2 separate regions of the Homo sapiens genome follow, and region 1 is linked to region 2. A link is a contact called in ENCODE Hi-C data. All regions are on one chromosome and are shown on one strand. The core of a region is the stretch at or near the end of the contact, and the rest is flanking DNA. Distances in the headings are between cores, read along the strand shown.

What was found. A loop is a pair of places that touch in the nucleus more often than their neighbours do. Pooled maps may share reads with other maps.
Region 1: a loop to region 2 is called in a map of PC-9, with 6 times the contacts of the local background. The contact joins the promoter of UBN2 here to the enhancer-like site in region 2. A Hi-C loop is called at or near these places in 4 of 168 maps with a recorded cell type or tissue (PC-9, chondrocyte, endothelial cell of umbilical vein and 1 more), 3 of 37 single-sample maps with no recorded cell type and 14 of 50 pooled maps.

What each region holds. Positions count from the first base shown.
Region 1 is chr7:139,229,826-139,233,392 of GRCh38, reverse strand. It overlaps UBN2 (ubinuclein 2), which reads right to left and starts at 2,156. Exons shown (of 18, transcript NM_173569.4): 1 at 1,441-2,156. The coding sequence starts at 1,908. RefSeq lists silencers at 940-1,199, 1,146-1,365, 1,576-1,825 and enhancers at 1,996-2,135, 2,216-2,375.
Region 2 is chr7:138,889,048-138,892,562 of GRCh38, reverse strand. All of the region lies in intron 10 of KIAA1549, which reads left to right. Among named protein-coding and RNA genes, the nearest start is that of KIAA1549, 91 kb to the left of the region's middle. Within about 2 kb of position 1,707, at least 7 of the 41 ENCODE cell types and tissues checked have a DNase peak (open chromatin) inside an H3K27ac peak, as active enhancers do; they include PC-9, where a contact is called at or near this core.

The DNA.
Region 1 (3,567 bases), core at 907-3,406, 340 kb before region 2:
CAAACCAACTTAGATTAGCAGCTCAAATACAATGTTTGAAAAATGCTCCAATCCAATATTTTTAATATTCTTTTGGGAAAAAAGTGACCTCAGATTTATAAAGAAGGGGCATTCAAGTGAGTCTGACGAGCAAAATGTTAGGTGGAAGTGACCAAAATGATCTCTACCTTTAAACAATTCATTTTGGTTGAAAACATTTTGTAATGATTTGACCACATAACATTTCTAAATAATGATCAAAACATTAGCTGGCCATGAAGTAAACAAAACCTAGTGAAATTGTTCAACATGATACTTTGTGACTAAGCAGTCAGTCATTTTGACCATAAAGGTAGTTGAAGATGAAAACAAAACAAGGGACTTCTGGAGTCCATTAGACTCAAGCTAAAGCAAAACCTAATAACGGGTATAATTGCTAAGCAACAGAGAAAACTGTTCTCTTTCCTTACTGTTAATCTATCATTTCCTTTTCTAACTTACTTCTGAAGATCCACCAACCCACAACAATAAAAATTACAATTACGAACATAACCCCTATCCTTTCTCCATTGTTCACCTCTTACATCAAAAGCATACCTATATATTTTCAATTATTTTAAAAAATTCAAAGCTGACATTTTTTTCATCATCCTCCGAAAATTACAAAGGCTGAATACAATATCCTTCTATAAACTAATGATAGTACACTTAAATAATATGACGGGTAGGTGTCAAATAAAACAGGAGACACCTTCCCATTCAATTACAATATGAACGAACTCCACAAAAAAGGAAAGCTAAAAAGGTTTTCCAATACCAACACGAGAGAAAAATTAGTAACCAGATTAACTAACCCACTTCTCCATTCCTAAAGTGGGATCCTTAGTCTCTGAAAACCTTTAATTATTCTTAAATTCCCTTCGATTAAGAAAAATATCACAGGCACGCAAGCACACCTCAGCAGCCACGGCGCCCAGCAAAACAAACAGTGATGAGGATGAGGATGATACGAGAGGGGTTACACAATCTCTGCTTCAGACTGGGGGGCGTGTCCCCCAAGGTTTTCTCTTCCTTTCTACTGGAACGACAGCTGTAGCGCCACAGGGAGAACCCAGCCACACGGCCTGCAGGGCCCCAGGATTTTGTGTGGGGAGCAGAAAGGAAAGAAGGAAAATCTGAGGTTCCGAAAGGTGCACAAGAAAACGAGCTCGGCGCGGCGTTGGGAGCGAGTGCCGGGGGTTTGGGGATTCGGCGCAGCCGGGTGAGAGCCTCGGCCACCCTGGGGAGTGGAGAAAGCAGCGCTCACCGCCCCGTCCACCCGCTCGGCCCCGGCCCCCCGCACCCCACCCTCGGGGCGACCCGGACGCGCTCGGTGGGCGTCCCAAGGTGCAAACCAGCTGGGGAAGGCGGCGGGTCCTGAGGCTCCCGGGGTCTGGGGCAGGAGGGAAGAATCTTCTGTACCCGTTGTTCTCCGCACAGCAGCAGCTCCGGGTAACTGAACTCCACGCAGCTCTCGTCGGTGGGGTCCTTAAGCACCAGCTCCAGGCGCACCGTCTCCCTCGGCGGCCGCGGCGGCTGCTCAGCCCGGGAAGCCGACTCCCGCGGCGGGGGCGGCTGCAAGGGCAGCGGCGGGAACGGCGGCGGCGGCTCGGGCCGCGGGGGCTCCCGCTGCAGCGACATGGGCGGCTCGGCGCGGCTGACCTCGCGCTGGGGGAGCGGCTTCTCCCGCGACGGGGGCTGCGCGTCCGAGCGGGGGGCAGGCTCCCGCGGGGCCGGCGGCTCCGCCCGGGCCGGCTCGCGGTACGGCTGCGGCTCCAGCCGGGGGGGCTCGCGGGGGTACTCGGGCTCACGCTCGGGCCCCGGGTACTCGGCCTCGCGCCGCCGCACCGGTGACAAGCTAATGAACGCTACTCTGCGCGGCTCCGCCATCCCCACTGTTCTGGCCCTCCGCTTTTGCTCGAGCCGGCGCTCGCTTCTACGGCGCGCTGCGTGCCTGCCCGCCCTTCCTCTTGCTCTCTGTCGCTTTTCTTCCCTCCACCACCCTCAGCCGTCTCCGCCGGCGCCACGGTGAGTGCGGACCGTGTCCCCTTCCCCGCTACTACGTTCTGATGGGCTTCACCGCCATCGCCAGGGTCGCCGCGGCCGCCATGTTGGATCCCCCACATAAATAGAAGCAGGCCGCTGAGCGGGCGCATGCGCACAGAGGAGACGCTCGCGTCCACTGTCGTGGCTGTTGCTCAGTTTTCCTCTTTTCCTCCCAACAGTCTGGAGTCCAGACAGGTCGGCGGAAGTGACGACATGGCTCGGCCTGTTTCCGTGGAAACGGAGACGCCGTCTGCACCCTTCCTCAAAGGGAGGGTTCTGGGGTTTCCCGAGCAGTTTACTATTCGCACCCGGAAACCAGAGGCGCTCCAGGAGCTTCCCGGGGCTAGCATCGGGATGGGACTGAGACCGACCTAGCCATTGGCGCCGGGTCTCCCGTGCTGGGTTCAAGGGAATTGGGGTTGTTAGCTGATTATTCAAGGCGGACTCTGGGCAAGGGTAGAGAGACGCGCCAGCCGTTGTGCCTGCCCGCCCTGTGTCCCCGTAGCCTTAAGTATCGAGGGAAAAAAGGAAGTGCCCAGCTTCAGCCAGACTAGCCCCAGCGGCTTCCCTCCCGAAAGCGCAGGCCTCCCCTTCCTCGACCTACTCCGGTTTCCCTCGCCCGGCCGCAGTGGGCGTTGCGTGGGGCAGGGTCATTAAATGTTCAATAACGCTTTGCAGTTGGAAAATTAACAAGCAGATGAGGAGTTCTGGGCTCATTCAGAAGGCCTAAACTGCTGAAATCATAGAAAACTTCTTAAGAGGGTTTAGTGGTATTTCAGGAAACGTACTGTTTATGAGAATGCTAAAGGACCCATTTCAGGATGGGGAAGGAATTGATTGGGCACGCCCCATAGGCTCACTTGTAATTAATTAATTGGAAGTCGGGTTTAAAAGGATAAGAATTACTGGCCATTTTAATCCATTGAATAAAAAGTAAATTTGAGGGCTCGCCCTTCACATCCTGAAGGGAATCCAAGCCTTCTGTTAATTGCATTAACTATTGAAAGCTCTTTTATTAAGTCAGTGTGACGTCATTGACAAATTCTGAGAGGGTTCCGTTTTTTCCTCTCCTGTTATTACTTTCCCTACTTGGACGAAGATGGTGATGAAATCTATGATTCCAAAGGTCTCTCCCAGCTCTAAAACCCTATCTTTTCTACTCGGCGCCATGTTTTACCTACATTATCTCCTTCCCTATTGCTCCTTTTCTGATTCTGAATTCGGGTCTCATTTTTAGATTGCCTTAGTGATACTTAAATGACCTTTCTGCCTTCAGTCTCTGTTCCCACCAGTCTTGAGACGGGGTCATATTAATGTCTCTAAAAGAGTTTTTATTATATCGTTCTCTGTTCTGGCTGCAACTTACCTACAAACTGAGTTCTATGTATGTATACTCATATTCAATATCCTCCACAATTTAGCTCAGAGACTGCAAACTGGTGGTCTGTGGGCCAAATCCTTCTACAGGTGTGTTACTTATCCAACATTATCTTCTAACTTCTC
Region 2 (3,515 bases), core at 458-2,957:
GTTCTTTTGTTGTTCTTGTTATACTGGTGAATGGCATGGGGAAACCTGGAAAAAAAGTGCTGGGTATACTAAATGATTCATAGTGTGAATTTCACTGTAATAAGATCAACAATAGGTTTGGAAATGTTTTTGTTCTGTTGAAGAGTGTTGTTACAGAGGGAGTTAACCAGTGTAGACGGTTATGTATTTAGGTCTTTTATGGGCCACATTTCCTAACGTATACACTGCCATGGAAGTCCATCTATTATCTGTAACTTCAGTAAATTATCAGAGCACAGCGTCTCTTGGGGTCAAAATGGAATATTCCCCAAGCTTTCTCCTTCTCTCACTTTTACTTCCTAAACATTTTCAAGTCCCAGATGTGGCTGTAAATCAAATGGACAGAGTTTCAGATGGAACTTCCAGCCCTTAGAGCTGCTCTTTTTCCTTCAGGGCTGCAAAGACCTGCCCATACATCCTGACAACAGGTTTACAGAAAAGGTCCTGCAGGGAGGATTCCCCAAAAGAATAACTGTCTTCTGACACTGTTAGGAGGGCAAAGCCTTGCCAGTGTTGCAGAAGCTCAGTCGTGTTTTGCTGGCACAGGAACCCACCCTATAGATTTTGTCGTGTGTTTAAAATGGGAAAATGATCTCTTCATTTAGTTTAAAAACAAATGTCTTTAGTTCATACGTGTTTCTTTTAAGGTCATGTGGCCATAGCAAAGGGCCTCTAGCCTCGTCCTCAGGGTAATGTGCAGAGATGTCACCCTCCCCTATGACTTCAAGAGCTCTGTCTCCTGCTCATGTGGCTGTTGTCTCTCTCTCCGTTCTGCTCTCCCCACCTCCTGATGCGCCTCACCATACTCTCGGAAATCCTTCAGCAAATCCCAGAGCTGCAAACATCTGGAAACAATAAATCTGCTGACCTAAAATCTGCACCCCCCTTCCCCTCGTAACGAGAAGGAAACCTCTTCAGATTGTCTGGGAGTAGATTAATTTTGAAATATGATAGGAGGGAGAGGCCATTCTGTCTTGTTTTGAGGCACAGCCTTTGCTTATTTTCAGTAATAAAGAAGAAAACCCCATGCTTTCTTTTATCTGTATTCTCTATCTGTAGACTCAAGTCATCATTTGTTACTGTTGCCTAAAAAACTCCAGCCCGGATCCTCTTCATCATGAATGGCATTGGCTGGATGCCACTGGCCTCATGGAAACTTATTCCTTCTGATGGGGGATAGTCCACACCTCGTTACTGGTGTCAGACCAGAGCTCCTGACTGCCCTTGGTTGCTTCTAAAGGGCAGCACTTTGGGCAACCGGCTGGAGCTGCCTCAGGCACTGGGTGTCACTCACCAAACATTGAGCATTTGCTGTGAGCCACACCAGATCCGGCTCAGTTACCAACACAAATAGCACGCGATCTCTGCATTCCAGGGCTTTAGCAAGGGAGAAGGACGAGCCATCCGAAAGCAGACATCCAGGAGTATAAGGATGTCTGGAGAACACAGAGGAGGGGGGCACCCCATTTGCAGTGGTGGGGTACTTCTACCTTCTTCAAGGAGGTGACACCAGGGCTGAAGCTTCACGGTGGAGATGAAGGCGGGCCCAGTGGGGGAGCGGAGGGCAGCTCAGGAAGCTAGAGCAAAGGTCATAAAAAAGGGCACAGCCGAAAGCCAGGTGGCAGAGAGCCAGGCCCTGGGGGGTTTTCAGGACATAGAAGGGATTGCAAATTATGCTGTAAGCAGTGGGCAAGCATTGAAAGGTTTTCAGCAGGGAGAGCAGCTTGAACACATTTGCTTTTGGAACGATCCCTTTGGGAGGCAGTATGGACAGTGAATTGAAAAGAGGCTCTGTGAGCATATCGTTCCATCTCAGCCAAGGTCAGCTCATTCCCTATGGTTGCTGTTTGATTCTCTGCAAAGGTCGCCTGTCACACCTAACGTGTAGGTGGTCTCAGTTCACCCACAGCTGGCTGACCGTGCCGGGTGTCACCTGTGGGTGGGAGAATCTGGGAGCCCTGCTCTCCCAAACTCCGGGACCACAGGGTTACGGGAGTGCCCGTGTGGGGCTGCACTGAAGACAAACAGATGGCAATAACTTTGCCTTGTCTCCACTTCCTAAATGGAAGCAGCATGGTGGTTGTGGTGACGTTTCACAAATGACATCAATCAGGTAATAAATGCTTTCAATGGCACTCGCTACATGATGGCAAATTTTTGTTCAGACACTTTTGGGATTTGCTCTGTGTTTCTATTGTCATCTCAACTCCTTCCCAGGGGCTCAGGCTAACCCGAATACTGTGGGCTTCACTGCGTTTTGTGCCACCTGGGCTGTACTGTATTTATGGCCCACGTGTTCACATTCATCAGGCGTCTCTCTCATTACTTGGCTGACCTGCCCACCAGTCAGTCTCCTGGGCTTGTTGGTGACGTATTCCGGTGGGGCACAGACACTGTGGCCTGTTCCCTCTGTGATATGTTAAAGAGAGAAAGAACAAAAGAGCCATCCTTCTTCAGAAATAACTCGGTCCTAATATGAATATTGAACACTCTCATTAATCTTGATTCTTCTTTTATAAAATACTGATTAAACCTATGCTGCATGTGGGAGGGAGCTGGAGACATTGTATACCAGCCAGACTGAACTCTAGGTTCTATTTTAAAAGAAGTGGAGAAACTAGAAAAAGTGATCTGGCAAGTAGAGATGAGACAAAAGAAGGTAATTATCTAAGGGAGGAGGGGCAGTGTTCCCTCTAGGTTTTCCTTCTGTGTGTAGATGGCTTTTGTTTTGTGCATAATACGCACAGACTGGTTGCCAAATTTCTATTGGTATAGAAGGTGATGACTCACTCAGTTTGTGAGAAGTGCAAGGATCTAATGGATGTATTTAAAGACTTTGGTCAGAATCAACAGTAAGCCAAGAGGACTTGTATATTTCATTTATGACACGTGCCGTTTTCTTGGTTACCCAGAAAAAAACCAGTCAGTTTGGTACTTCAGTTGAGCGTTTTGAAATTCATCTGGTCATCAGCTATTTCTTGAGGGACCCTGTGTCGCATCTTGTTGTTGACTTAACAAAATATTGTATCTAAATTCTTATTTATAACTCTGATGCCTTAGAATTCTTAGCTGTATATTAACTGCTCGATGTTTCATCAATCAACAGTAATAATAATGCTGTCAGCATCATTTGTAGGGTACTTTGGCATTTATGAAGCATTTTCATGAATACTGTCATGTTTCTTTCCTACATGGGCCCTGAGTGTACGTGAGGGAAGACATTTAGGTGCCTAGGCTTGGGCTACGTAGACCGCCCTATAGAGGCAATACTGTTTGTATTTTTACGTTGTTGACTTTGGAGACCTCCACTTAGGGGAGGCCATCTGTAGCTCCTTTTCCAGTTTTGGTAAAGCAAACCACCTAATTTGTTAAAAACAAAACAAAACAGTTGCCCAGTCATTAGAGGCATTCACTTTCTTAATGGGAAGTATACCAAAAAGGATTTCAGCAAGGTTTATTAAATGATGGAGGTGATG